3 separate regions of the Homo sapiens genome follow, and all the other regions are linked to region 1. Evidence: chromatin contacts called from ENCODE Hi-C or POLR2A ChIA-PET data. All regions are on one chromosome and are shown on one strand. The core of a region is the stretch at or near the end of the contact, and the rest is flanking DNA. Distances in the headings are between cores, read along the strand shown. Region 1 holds the start of APOL3 (apolipoprotein L3). Region 2 has its middle 38 kb from the start of RBFOX2. Region 3 has its middle 10 kb from the start of MIR6819.

Evidence for each region. Hi-C counts contacts between places; a loop is a spot of excess contacts on that map. ChIA-PET counts read pairs that join two places held with the same protein, here RNA polymerase II (POLR2A). Pooled maps may share reads with other maps.
Region 2: a loop to region 1 is called in a pooled map, with 2.6 times the contacts of the local background. The contact joins the enhancer-like site here to the promoter of APOL3 in region 1. A Hi-C loop is called at or near these places in 1 of 37 single-sample maps with no recorded cell type and 4 of 50 pooled maps. POLR2A ChIA-PET finds 5 or more read pairs at or near these places in 5 of 52 experiments (A549, H1, Panc1 and 2 more).
Region 3: a map of prostate gland shows a loop between it and region 1 (3-fold over the local background). The contact joins the enhancer-like site here to the promoter of APOL3 in region 1. A Hi-C loop is called at or near these places in 1 of 168 maps with a recorded cell type or tissue (prostate gland) and 5 of 50 pooled maps. POLR2A ChIA-PET finds 5 or more read pairs at or near these places in 7 of 52 experiments (H1, activated CD4-positive, alpha-beta T cell, activated CD8-positive, alpha-beta memory T cell and 3 more).

The regions. Positions count from the first base shown.
Region 1 is chr22:36,159,250-36,163,803 of GRCh38, reverse strand. APOL3 (apolipoprotein L3) reads left to right here and starts at 3,049. Exons shown (of 4, transcript NM_145639.2): 1 at 3,049-3,135. RefSeq lists enhancers at 1,446-1,605, 1,557-2,130.
Region 2 is chr22:36,064,603-36,069,290 of GRCh38, reverse strand. No RefSeq gene overlaps it. Among named protein-coding and RNA genes, the nearest start is that of RBFOX2, 38 kb to the right of the region's middle. Within about 2 kb of position 3,355, at least 32 of the 41 ENCODE cell types and tissues checked have a DNase peak (open chromatin) inside an H3K27ac peak, as active enhancers do; they include Panc1, where a contact is called at or near this core.
Region 3 is chr22:36,274,203-36,279,150 of GRCh38, reverse strand. No RefSeq gene overlaps it. Among named protein-coding and RNA genes, the nearest start is that of MIR6819, 10 kb to the left of the region's middle. Within about 2 kb of position 1,295, at least 6 of the 41 ENCODE cell types and tissues checked have a DNase peak (open chromatin) inside an H3K27ac peak, as active enhancers do.

The DNA of each region.
Region 1 (4,554 bases), core at 1,800-4,299:
TTACATAGGAGTGTGGATGCAGCTGGCAATCCAGAATACACAGCACTGAGATCAAGGTAGTCTCGACATCCCAATATCCTTGACCATTACCAGGAGAGAGTGTCCCCTGCTCTTTAGATGGAGGCTCCGCCTCCCCTGGGGCAGTCTGTGTGTCTCTCAAGTTGTACCTATGTGTGGACCATGGCTGTGCCCAGCATGGAGACCCCTTCCTACAGTGGGTACTACAGCCTTGCTGAAAACATTTGTCCCCTAGATTCTGAATAAAAGTGGTTAGAAAGAAAGAAAAGAAATGAAGCTCTGTTCAAAAGAAAAAGGAAAAAAAATTGCAAAACGATCTTCAGAAGCTGTGCTGCTGCCTATGGCAGTGTGGCAGGGAGGGGGCCTCGGGTGGGGTGAGTGCCCAAAAGGGTGGGCGAGGACGATTTGGGGAGTTCTCCAAAGGTTATGACCCACTATGGGCCTACCCTTCGTTCCCGGCTGTAAACCTCTAAACTTAGCATTTATCCAAGCTATCCCATGATCTGAATCCCAATCGGCTCTCTTAATCAGTAATTTTAAAAATTGCATCCAGCCAAAATGCCCAGTCTAAAGGGAGTTGAGGGTGATTCCTGGCTCTGTGGCCAGAGCATAAGAAACCATTTTGCCTCTCAAAGCTTCCCTGGGCTGTTAACAAGCTCTGGGCTTCAATGGCCACTACAACCTAATGAAGTTGTTTAATCACGTTAAACAGCTAATTAAACCTAAATCCAGAGAAGATTTCTCTAAGCCCTTCTCTAAAAGTTATTGGTGGCATGTTGGGGGATATACCCCCTCTCTAATGCAGCAAATACAACACTCATTGCAACTTCTCTTAGCCAAGCAGCGAAACATAGCACAAACATCTTGACCCAAAGCGAAAGGAAGCATTTTAGCAAAATATGTTTCAGTTCCCCAAGCTAAAATCAAGCACATATTAAAAGCCATGCTGAACGTAAATCATCCAGGTCACAGCACTAAGATATTACCAGGAATTCTGCGCTGGGATGGATCCTTTAACTGAGGAGATTAACAGAGCTGGAGTTCTGGACCAGTAATCTCAGTTCTTCTGAGAGTGAGCAAACAATTGCAGGCTAACTCCAAAATGCAAGCTCAAAGCAAAGTGTATTGAAGCACAGTTAGACACTCTCAGAGGGACAGTGGGCTAATTTCTGTGAAGTGAAGTCAGCCCCTCTATATAGAGTTTAAGGTGCTTCTGTGCGGTTTGTGGAGAGAAGTTGAGGTTGGGGCTGTGTCTGAGTAAAGGACGATGTCATCTGATTGGCAGTTTATGGTTATATAACTAAAATTAGGCAATGCATGTTTTTACCCATAATTTTCACAGAAAAGCCCACTCTGGGGCTTTTGTATAATAAAACCACATTTTATTATAATGATGGTATAATGAACTTGGGGTGACCTGAGGGCACAGTTTCATGTTACTGGGCATGTGCCCCTTTAGGGAATTTCCACCTGTGCCCTAGTTTCTCTTTCTTCAGGATGTGCTGGCCACAAACTATACCACCAACTTCATCAGTTAGGGGGGTCTTAGAATGGCTCTGGGGCTGAACTTAGGTGGGCCAGGAGCTGTTGCAGTGACAGGCTTTCTGCTCTCTTTTCTCCTCCCAGCTGCTAATGTCTACTTAACTGCCTGTTGGGAGCTGAAAAGGCCAAAGGGATTGTGACCAACTCAGCATTTCACTGGAGGCTATATGATCAAACAGCAAACTGTTTATCATGAATGCGGGATGTGGGTAAACTCACACTGCACCCGCCGCCAGAAGGTTTCCTGAGGGCCATCACTCCCTGGTGCTGGGCTCCTTGAAGTTATCTGTTGGGATATCTAGCACCTATTATTTGAAGGATGCAGTCTTGCAAGCCTGCTGTGAACCAAACGGCTGACTGACAATTACCTGACAATCACCCCCCCACCTTTTTCTCGTCATCTCTTTTACCTAATAAACTCAGAGAGCTTGAAAAGCTCAGAGCCCTTGTTCACTAGAAGCAAGGAACCCCCTGACCCCTTCTTCCTAATATACTCTTTTGTCTTTGTCTTTTACTCCCACATCCGCCCCCCACTTTGTTCAGTCAACCTGGGACTGTGGCCAATTACAACAGCCTAACAAAAGTGCCACAGGAGTGGAACATGGGGCAGTGGGCTCTGCTGAAGAGGATGCTAGGGGGCTTCTCAGGGGAGGAAATGCTAGATTTGCATTCTGATAGAGGAGCGTGACTTTTCCAGGTGAAGGTAGCAGGTGCTCCTGGCAGAAGAACCCACATAAGGAAGTGTCCAGAAGCCACACAGGTATGGCGTTCGACAAGAGCAGGTCTGGAACGGTGGCTCATGCTGAGGCAGGAGGATCATTTGAGGCCAGAGTTTGAAACCAACCTGGTAAAAATAGTAAGATTTCACCCCTTCAAAATCATTTTTTAAAAGTAGCCAGGCCGAGTGGCTCATGCTTGTAGTCCCAGCTACTCAGGAGGTTCATTTGAACCCTGGAATTTGAGGCTACAGTGAGCTATTATTGTGCCACCGCACTCCAGCCTGGGTGACAGAGCCAGACCCCATCTCAAAAACAAAACAAAACAAAACAACAAAATAACCCCAACAGCAATACAATCAATATGCAATAAGCGTCCACCCGGCATGTGTGATGGACTGTGGTAATGCTGATGGCATGGAGGGAGTGAGGTGGGCATCTGGGGAGTGTGGTGTTATTGGGGGTGGGGAGTAATCTGGAGGGTCTCATAGTCTTTCAGTGGTAGGTCTTTCTTCCTGAAGACACAGCAAACCCCCAACCCTAAGTATGGGAGGCAGGTGGGTTGGCCAAGAAGGACGTCTGGGGCTGCTCTTGGATCAGCAGGAGGGTGGGACCAAGGGTGCTGCTGGACCAAGGATGGGACTGGGCCAAGGGTGGGGCTGGGAAGCATCCTGTTTTGCATGTTTGATCAGGAGCTGCTGCCAAGTTGTGACTTTCACTTTCCCTTTTGGGTTCCAGGGTATATCTCAGAGCCTGGAGAACGTGTCTGGTTATTATGCAGATGCACGGCTGGAGGTGGGATCCACACAGCTCAGAACAGCTGGATCTTGCTCACACTCTTTCAAGAGAAGCTTCCTTGGTAAGTTAGGGGTGGTCTGACCTTCCCCATCTCCCCATCCTCACAGCAGCTCTATAAGAGAAGGGTCATTCACCTTTTGTAGATGAGCTCAGAGAGGTTAGGTAACTGACTGAGGTCACATCTCGGTCCATGGCAGAGCCTGAATTTGCACCCAGGTTTTAGCTGGACTTCTCCCTCCCTCTCTCTGGGCCCCCAAACAGTAGAGACAGAGGCAGAATCAGCTCAGCTGGGTTCACAAAGCTTCCTAGGGCTCAGCTCTAGTTCCAGCCTGCGTGAGACATGGCCCGGTGACCCCAGAAGGAAGGCAGATGTTGGGACTGTCCATTCCTTTAGAATATTTGGAGGAACCAGAGAAGGTGGAGGACAGGAGGTGATCCAGAGCCTGGCCTGTCCTTCTTGTGGCCTGGCCACCCTGAGGCTGGCCCCAGGGTGCTGCTGCTGAGGCCCGATGGGGACAGAGGATTTCCTTTGAGATACAAGGAACCTGGCTGGGCGCGGTGGCTCATGCCTGTAATCCCAGCACTTTGAGAGGCCGAGACGGGTAGATCACTTGAGGTTAGGAGTTCGAGACCTGCCTGGCCAATATGGAGAAACCCTGCCTCTACTAAAAATACAAAAAATTAGCTGGGCGTGGTGGCACAAGCCAGTAATCCCAGCTACTTGGGAGGCTGAGGCATGAGAATCACTTGAACCCAGGTGATGAAGGTTGCAGTGAGTCGAGATCGCACCAGTCACTCCAGCCTGAGTGCACTCCTGACAGAGTGAGACTCTGTCTCAAAAAAAAAAAAGAGAGAGAGAGCGAAAAGAGATAACAAGGAACCCAGAGGTTGTTTCACCCACCCTGACTCTGAGCACCTACTTGAGCCAGGCCCTGTGGGTAAACTGAGGCCATGGGAGATGAGTGACTCGCTGAGGGTCCCATGTCAGGAAGTTGAGCAGGTAGATCACAGGACTCCATGTCCCTGACACTCACCTGGTTCCTTTTCAGGCCTCTGGGTGATAGAGAAGAAAGAAGCTGTGCTGTTCCCTAGTGGGAAAGATGGCCCAGACAGGGGCAGTGAGAACGGCATGTTGCAGAATGGTGTCTGCCACATGATCCCAGCTTGACAATCATGAGATTAAAAGTCAAACTGTGGAAGCGTGAGCATAACTGTGGGAGCGTGAGCTTAGCCCTCTGTGTTTGTAGAAGCAGAAACAAACCTGGAAGATTTTGGATTATTAACATTATACTTTCTTGCTTCAATGTCAGAGTCAGGAGGTCAGGTGTTGACCTTCCCCCTGCCCTCCAAGAGGTGTGTGACACTGGGGAAGTCACTTCCCCTCTCTGAGCCTCAGGGTTTTTCACCTGCCTTAGGGGGTTAGGATGCCCTACCCTGCTGACCCCCAGCAGGCTGCTGACCCCATCTGGGGTGAGGTGGG
Region 2 (4,688 bases), core at 2,106-4,605, 95 kb after region 1:
TTCAATAATTTTGCTAGAGACCAGTATAGCACAGTCATTAAAGCTGGATAGCACAGCTTTGGAAGCAGACAGCCCAGGTCTTAAATTCTGACACCCACTGACCAGCCGTGGAACACTGGGGCAATCATTTCACCTTTCCAGGCCTCAGTTCCTCTTTTGTAAATGAGCTAATAGCCATCCCTCCTTCACGAGGCTACTGTGAGGATTAAGTTACTTAATACAAGTAAAGCACAATACCTGCCATCTGCTATTCTCTTACTGTAAGGACTATAGTCATCCTGGTGGATGTGAAGTGAGTCCCGTGTGGTTCTGATTTGCCTTTTCCTTGATGACTAATTATGTCGAGCATCTTTTGTGCTTGAAAGTATTGTTTGCTTATTGGCCATTTGTTTATCTTCTTTGGATATTCAAGTCCTTTGCCTATTTTATTTTATTTTTTATTTTGAGACAGAGTCTCACTCTTGTCGCCCAGGCTGGAGTGCAATGGCGAGATCTCAGCTCACTGCAACCTCCATCTCCTGGGTTCAAGCGATTCTCCTGCCTCAGCCTCCCAAGTAGCTGGGATTACAGACTCTCACCACCACGTCCGGCTCAATTTTGTACTTTTAGTAGAGACGGAGTTTCGCCATGTTGGCCAGGCTGGTCTCAAACTCCTGACCTCAGGTGATCCACCCGCCTCGGCCTCCCTAAGTGCTGGGATTATAGGTGTGAGCCACTGTGCCTGGCCTACCTTTGCCCATTTTTAAATTGATCTGTTTTCTACTTGTTGTTGCAATAAGAGCTCTTTATATATTCTGGATACAAGGCCCTAATCAGATATATTATCTGATTATTTGCAAATGTTTTGTAGCAACGATTGTGCTATTACTATGGTTTGGTCAGTGTTATTGTGGCTCTGTCCTTCTGGTCCACGCAGAAGTAGATGTAGGCTGTTAAAATGAGGTATGAATCTTAGCACATAAACTTGATAGTGCAAAAACTGTGACTTTCTTCTTTTTTTTTTCTTTTCCTTGAGACGGAGTCTTGTTCTGTCACCCAGGCTGAAGTGCAATGGGGTGATCTCGGCTCACTGCCACCTCTGCCTAATGGGTTCAAACAATTCTCCTGCCTCAGCCTCCCGAGTAGCTGGGATTACAGGCACCCACCAGAACTAATTTTTGTATTTTTAGTAAAGATGAGTTTTCACCATGTTGGCCAGGCCGGTCTCGAACTCCCGACCTCAGGTGATCCACCCGCCTCGGCCTCCCAAAGTGCTGGGATTACAGGCGTGAGCCACTGCACCCAGCCCTCTTCATTTTTCAATATCTGAACTAAATTTCTTTATTGATTCTCCATTGCTGTTGATGATGGAAATGTAATCTCAGTCAATTTGGGATTTTCCTACCCTCCTCAGGGTTGCAGATGGCCGTTGAGGGACTCAGATTGAGCCAAGTCCTAGGAGAGGTATCATAAACGCCCCCCGGGCATCTGCCTGCTCTTGGGTCATTGCATCAGTCAGGGGTCAACTAGAGAAATTAAAGACACAGAACAAATAGGAGATATATGATATATGTATGATTTTATATTCTCTCTCCCTCTCTCTCCATATATACATGTATTTGGGGAGGGGGGTGGGGTGAGGGTGTAGGTGTGATTATTGCAAGGAATTGGTTTATACACACAGGGCTGGCTAGGCAAGTCCGAAATTTGTAGGGCTGGTTGTTAGGAAGGCTGGAACTCTTCAGCACAAGCTGAAATTGCTATTGGCTGGCAGAATTTCTTCCTCTTCAAGGGCACCTCAGTTCTACCCATAAAGTCTTTCAGACTCACCCAGATTATCTGGGATAATCTCCCTTACTTGAAGTAAACTAATTATAGACAAATCACATCTACAAAATGCCTTCAAGCAACATCTAGATTAGTGTTTGAGGCTAGGCATGGTGGCAGATCACTTGAGCCCAAGGGTCAGAGGCCAGCCTGGGCAACAAGGCAAAACCCTGTCTCTACAAAAAAAAAAACATTAGCCAGGATTTTTTCATTTAATTATTATTTTTTAAACTAAAAGAAAAAATAGATTAGTGTTTGATCAAATAACAGGAGACCATAGTTTAGCCAAGCTGACACATAAAACTGACAAACTGACACAAAACAGACCTTGGTCAATTTGAAATCTCTGATGTGCCCCACTCCACACCCCCACCTCCTGGGCCAGCCGCCTCCTCACCGCCCAGCACAGTGCGGGGGTGGGTGGGGAGGAGCACAGGGACCACCACCGGGTGGCCTGCCTTTCTTTTTTTTATTCTTTTTTTTTTTTTTGAGACAGAGTCTTGTTCTGCCACCCAGGCTGAAGTGCAGTGGGGTGATCTCGGCTCACTGCCACCTCTGCCTCCTGGGTTCAAGCGATTCTTTTGCCTCAGCCTCGAGTAGCTGGGATTACAGGTGCCCACCCCGACTAATTTTTGTATTTTTAGTAGAGATAGGGTTTCACCATGTTGGCCAGGCTGGTCTCGAACTCCTGACCCCAGGTAACCCGCCCGCCTCGGCCTCCCTAAGTACTGGGATTAAAGGCGTGAGCCACCGCTCCAGACCGCGTGGCCTGCGTTTCTATCCCATTCTGCTATCCCTAGCCGGGAGACATCGCCAAGTTACCTAACCGCCTTTTGCCTCAGTTTCCTTACTGTGCAACGGGGATAATCATAGTCTCCACTTCCTATGGTTGTTGTGAGGAGCAAATCGGCAGGAACAGGGAAAAAGTGCTTAGAACAGTGGCTGGCAGGGCTCAGTCAATATTCTCTCATCCTGCTTCCGCTCCACTCCGGGTGTAAGGGTCTTCCGGGGTCATCGAGATCTCAGCTCTCAGATGTCCACATGTAAGGGAGATCTTACAGGGAGATCTTTCCCTGCCCCCAGCGCATAGCTAGACAAGCGGGGTGGCCTGGAGAAGAGACCGCGCAGCACGTGGGCTGCGGACCCCGAAATCGCCCTGGCCGTGCGCGCGCGCCCTCTAGAGGACGTCAGGGGAACCTCCCGTGAAGGAGAAACTACGATTGTTGGGGACCCTGGCAACTTTGCTGGGGAACAGAGAGTCACATAAAGAGAAGGCGTTTTCTTGTCCCTCTCACTTCAAAAGATACCTTTAATAGGCACGTCCTGGGCTCCCACAGCTCTCAACCGAGAGGGAGGCGCGCCATGGCCTATTGACACCCGGGGGACGGCGCCAGCAGGGGCGGCCTCCAGGGGGCGCCACGGAGCTGCTGCTCCGGCCTCTCGAGAGCAGTGGGCGGCGGGACTCAGGCCCGTGCCCGCGCCACTGGGCGTTCTTGGAAAACGCTGATTTCCTGCCATGAAATGGGCGGAGACCTCGAGAGTTTGCAATCCGGGGTATTGCTAGCTGCCAGCCGGAGGGACATCAGTCACGTGACCGCGTTCTGCCTGCAGGACCCGCTGTGAGCTCCTCCGAGCCAGGCTTCTACCTCCGCCTCCCTCGCTTGATTCCCGGACGAGTATGTCTTTAGATTTGGTCGTGCCTGTCTCCTCCCTTCTCCCTGATGCCCCAGAGGGAGCTTTAATTAGCCTCAGTGCTGCCTGACTGGAAAGCAGTCCGATGGTGAAAATCCCCTGCTGTCAAATTATCTGGGATCCCAGCCTGGCCTGTCTGGTGATGTGGCATGTTATATGTCGCAGTGGTTGACGCTGGCCACAGCAGGCTGGAGGGAAAGGAGAGGATCAGGACAAAAAGTGACACCTCGTGAGGGTTTGTGAATTCTTGCCCCTTTACTAACGTCCCAGCCAGGGTTTCTGGACCAAACTGGTGCTCTCAGACTCTGAAATCCTGCCTCAGAGGTGAAGAGGCACCCCCTGTCCCCTGCCCCTACAGGCCTCTCCGTGGGTTCATTGGAACTTCACGCACGTAGGGCCCCAAAAGCTCCCCGCAAGCTGGAAGAGAAGCAGGCGAGGGTCAGGGAAGGAGCTTGAGTTTTGGAAAAAAGCAGACCTGAGACAGGGACTCGAATCTTGTTCCTGCTAATAACTGGACCCTGGATAAATTCTTAAGTTCTATAAGCCTCAGATTCCTCATCTGTAAGATAAGCATCATAATTCCTACTTCTCAGGATTAAAGAAAATATATGGGAAGTGCCTAGCACAGAACCTAGCATGTAGTGAATAGCTAATAAATATGTGTTGAAGAAATGAATTAGCTAACTAATTAAGTCAATAATCAATGAATATTCTAAGTAGTAGAATCTCAAGCTCACAGACCCATAGAACTGGAAGCATCTTAGAGATCACGGTCCAACCCCTTTATACTAGATGTTTAGAGTACTTCCAGATCCAAGTATCATGGCAGAGTGTTTAAGAATGTGGACTAGGCCAGGTATGGTGGCTCACACCTGTAATCCCAGCACTTTGGGAGGCCAGGGTGGGTGGATCACCTGAGGAGTTCGAGACCAGCCTGGCTAACATGGCAAAACCCCGTCTCTACTAATAATACAAAATCAGCCAGATGTGGTGGCACACGCCCGTAATCCCAGCTACTCGGGAGGCTGAGGCAGGAGAATCGCTTGAACCTGGGAGACTGAGGTTGTAGTGAGCCAAGATCAAGCCATTGCACTCCAGCCTGGGCGACAAGAGCGAAACTCCATCTCCAAAAAAAAAAAAAAGAGAGAGAATGTGGACTATAGGGCCAAGCTGCTTTGGTGCAAACTCTT
Region 3 (4,948 bases), core at 46-2,545, 120 kb before region 1:
TTGAGGGATCCTATGGTAATTCTATGTTTAAGTTTTCAAAGAACCGTCATATAGTTTTCCACAGCAGCTAAGTGCTATTATTTTATTTATTTATTTATTTAGAGACAGAGTCTCGCTCTGTCACCCAGGCTGGAGTGCAGTGGTGCGCTCTCAGCTCACTGCAACCTCTGCCGCCCGGGTTGAAATGATTCTCCTGCCTCAGCCTCCCAAGTAGCTGGGACTACAGGTGCCTGCCACCACACCCGGCTAATTTCTGTATTTTTAGTAGAGACAGGGTTTCACCATGTTGGCCAGGCTGGTCTCGAACTCCTGACCTCAGGTCCTCAGGTGATCCTCCCACCTCGGCCTCCCAAAGAGCTGGGATTACAGGCGTGAGCCACCACGCCCAGCTAAGTTGCTATCATTTTTAAGGTCATGCTTTGGCACCGCAATGACTCCAGACAAGAGTCTCCTTTGTCTCTTGGCTGCTGGAGGGAAGGGGATAGAGGTTGGCGCATGTCCCTTGGTGCATGTTCCAGAGATCCTGTTGCTGTGGGTGCTCACAGCACCCTCCCTACCCTCCACTCCTCATTTCTCCTGTTTGGGATCCACTGAGCTAGATGCTTCTCCCTCTCCCTGGGCTAAAGCTTATTTGCAGCACCCTCAGTACCTACTAGCAGAGAGGCATTCAAGCTGAAATCCTGCATCTATATCAATTACTCGATTACCTATTTCAAATCTGAATCCAAAAACTACTCTGTTAACTCTGTGTATGAGTCCAGTTCTCTTAAATGTTATATGTGCATCAAAATGAAACACACATTTGTCTAGACTTCAGCAGGAAAATATGAGCTTGATTGTGTTTGTCATTTTTATACCTACTTCTGAACCTTCCTGAAGCTGACACCTGTTACTCAGGGCCCAATTTTTCCATATGAGGAAAGACAAAAAGGATTGTCCATGAGACACTGCTAGTGGCCGGGCTGTGAGTGGCCGGGACCAGTGGCTGCTCCCTCAGCCTCCTATGGGGTCCCCAGGGGCTGTGGGCATGAAACACAATTCCCTTCCCCTGCACTTTGCAGTCCTAGGCTTGTTTGTCTCCGCTAGCCACTGATGCCTTCAGAAGCCCCCATTGTCAAATGCCCAGCTTGAAGCTCGCCACCTCCTTCCAGGGTGCCTTGAAAAAGAGCAGAACAGGGCGCTGGGGTCCCTGTCATGGTGCACACAGACAATGACATCGGGCATGACCTGGCCAAGCACACCTCTCCATTGGCGGGGCAGGGCGGGGTGGGGGTGGTGGCTGTGAGGAGGGCTGTCCACACTTCCAGCTTCCACTAGGTGGTGCTGGCGATGTCACCGCACATCTTCCAAAGCAATTTCAGGGTTCATTTCCCCCTTCGAGTTGGGTTTGCCTTCTCAGTGGCCGAAATTGCATATGGACCCAAGATTTTGGCCCAAGCCCCCTCCTCTGGAGCTGCAGACATCCTGGGTGAATTTTCCTGCGGTGTTGATGGTGAAACTGAGCCCTATTCTTAGTCACTAGATCCTCGGAATCTCCAAATGGATGGTCTCTGCTCACGTCCCACGTCCCTGAAGTTAAGAGACACCTGATTCTCACCTGGATTTGAGTCTGCAGTCCCCATTCTGGTTGCTCCACTATGAGATTACGTTCAGGGAGTCTGTCGTCAACCTAAAATAACAACAGAAAGGGAGTCTCTGAAGATAACAAGTTTATTCTGGAATGAGCAGAAGGATTTGTAAATCTGGGAATACATGATGTGCCAGGACACCCCATGGTGGGACCACAGGCCGACTCAGGGAGACAAAGGAAAGCAGAGGTGGTGTTTTTTTTTTTTTTTTTTTTTTTTTTGCCCCAAGACGGAGTCTCGCTTTGTAGCCAGGCTGGAGTGCAGTGGCGCGATCTCGGCTCACTGCAACTTCCGCCTCCCGGGTTCCAGCAATTCTCCTGCCTCAGCCTCCCAAGTAGCTGGAAATACAGGCATGTGCCACCATGCCCGGCTAATTTTGTACTTTTAGTAGAGATGGGGTTTCTCCATGTTGGGCAGGCTGGTCTCGAACTCCTGACCTCAGGTGATCCATCCGCCTTAGCCTCCCAAAGTGCTGGGATTACAGGCGTGAGCCACCACGCCCGGCTGAAAGCAGAGGTTTTTAAAGCCAAAATGGGGAGAATTATGTAAGTTATTTTAAATAATGATCCCTAGGTACAAGAATTAATAACAAGGGTCACCTTAGCTCAAGGTTAAACAGACAGTTGTTGGGCAGATGTCCTCATAGAGGTGGCCTTTGTGCAGGGCTGTGATTCATTCTGCATGGTTGTGGTTTGGTGGGATCTCTTACAATAGTTCCTGTTATCCAGGAAACTGTGTGTGAGGCCCCCACTTCTTTTCTTTTTTTTTCTTTGAGACAAAGTCTCACTCTGTCTCCAGGCTGGGGTGCAGTGGTGTAATCATGGCTCACGGCAACCTCTGCCTCCCGGGTTCAAGCAATTCTCCTGCCTCAGCCTCCCGAGTAGCTGGGACTACAGGCACCCACCACGATGCCCAGCTAATTTTTGTATTTTTAGTAGAGACGGGGTTTCACCATATTGGCCAGGCCGGTCTCGAACTCCTGACCTTGTGCTCTATCCGCCTTGGCCTCCCAAAGTGCTGGGATTACAGGTGCTGGGATTACAGGCCTCCCAGAGGTGGGATCCATATCATTTAAAGGGACTACATGCTTCCCTTCCCAGCACTTCCATATCAGAGGCAGGCTTATTTCTCACTGGCACATGTTCACATTGCTCCATAACCTTCAAGGAAGGTGACACCAGAACCTAACTTGCTATTGAGGTTAGCAGTTACTAACTACTATAAACTGAATTCTGTCCTCTTAAATTAAAAAAATAAAGTAATAAGTGAGTGCAGCAGATGGTTAAGACCAATCAATTAGTACAGAGGGCTCTACTTACCCCTTCCCAATCAATCAATCAATTAGTACAGACGGCTCCACTTACCCAAATTAAGAGCAATTAGTCCCAATTTTAGCTTTTTCTTTTTTCTTTTTTTTTTTTTTTTTGAGACGGAGTCTCCCTCTGTCACCCAGGCTGGAGTGCAGTGGCGCGATCTTGGCTCACTGCAACCTCCACCTCCCTGGCTTAAGCGATTCTCCTGCCTCAGCCTCCCGAGTAACTGGGATTACAGGCACATGCCACTGTGCCCAGCTAATTTTTGTACTTTTAGTAGAGACGGGGTTTCACCATGTTGCCCAGGCTGGTCTTGAACTCCTGACCTCAGGTGATCCACCCACCTCAGCCTCCCAAAGTGCTGGGATTACAGGTGTGAGCCACCACGCCCGGCCCTAGCTTTTTCTTTAGGGAGTAAATAAATATATTTAAATAATTTTCTTATGCTGGGACATGAAATAGTGAGAGTGCATGCTCTGGAGATAGGAAGCCTGAGTTTGAATTCCGGGTGTCACTAGTTAGGTGCTGTCACTAGCTTAACTTCTCTGAGCTTCAGTTTCCTCATCTGAAGCATGCAGGTGATAATAGTATCTTTCTAACAGTTGTTGTGAGAACTAAAAATAAGTTAATGCCTGCAAAGCATTTAGAAGGTTCCTGGTGCAAAGCAGATGGTCAATAAATATAAGCTATTGCATTTTTATTTTTCTCCATTTTGAAATTTAGACATCACTATTTATTTGCTTCCTATTAGGATATAATTTTTTTATTACTATTTTTATTATTAATATTTTTATTCATTACTTATTATTTATTTATTATTATTAAGTTATCTTTACACTTCTAACTCCCCTCCCCACCTTCTTCTAATATTATATCGCTAGTTTTATAATCCCCATTAGAAACTTTGTAAACAATTTACTTGCAATGTTTTTCTTACGCCCTCACTATGGCCAGTGTTTCTTGACTCCCCATTTTATAAAACGAGGATATTAATCTTCCTTTTCAGTGCCTCCCTTCCCAAGCACTACCATTGTACTTTAATTTTGGTACTGATTGGCAACAAGTTTATTTGGTTCTCATATTTAAATGTTCTGTTTTGTGCTCAAAGTTAAAAATCAAACAAGCGTGTTTACATTTTTGTGATGTTTTAAATACTGTTTACTATAGAGTTGAGTTGTACAATATGGCTGCACATGCTTTGTGGCACAGCTTTAGTTTTTCCTGATGTTTCTAATTGCCTTTGTTTTCCCCCCCCTTGCACTGTTTGCCTTCATGATTTCCTCAGCTTCCCTCAAATTGTGAATCATATGAGGTACTCTGTGAAGTCCCCACAGAACCCTTCCCTTCTTATTCCATCCTGGACTGGTTGTTCTTTAGGCCTGCTGCATGCTCAGCCGTGATCCTTGGATTCCCTTCTCACTGGGTTGAGTTGCTTGTTTCCTGGATCCCATGTCTTTTTCTCTCTTGGTTATCCCCACCCACTCACCATGGGTGCACACACGTGCACACACACGCACGTCCTTCCCACTCCCTCTGTAGCTCTTTCTCAAGTAGCTTTCCAGGAAGTCATGATGTATGGTAACATTTCAATTCCGCTTTAGCTCCATTTCTCCTGTCATCTTTCTAGTTTATTTTCTGGAAGCTTTTCTAGACTTTTTCAACCCTCTCTTGAGTTGTTTATTTTGTCAATCATTTAATTCCCAAGAATTTTTTTTTGTTCTATTGTTTCCCCCTTCTTTTCAGTACATCTTGTTCTCAAGCATACAATTTTATTTTATTTTGAAACAGAGTTTCACTCTTGTTGCCCAGGCTGGAGTGCAATGGCACGAACTCAGGTCACCGTAACCTCCGCCTCCCAGGTTTAAGCGATTCTCCTGTCTCAGCCTCCCGAGTAGCTGGGATTACAGGCATGCGCCACCATGCCCAGCTAATTTTGTATTTTTAGTAGAGACAGGGGTTTCTCCATGTTGGTAAGGCTGGTCTCAAACTCCCGACTTCAGGTGATCT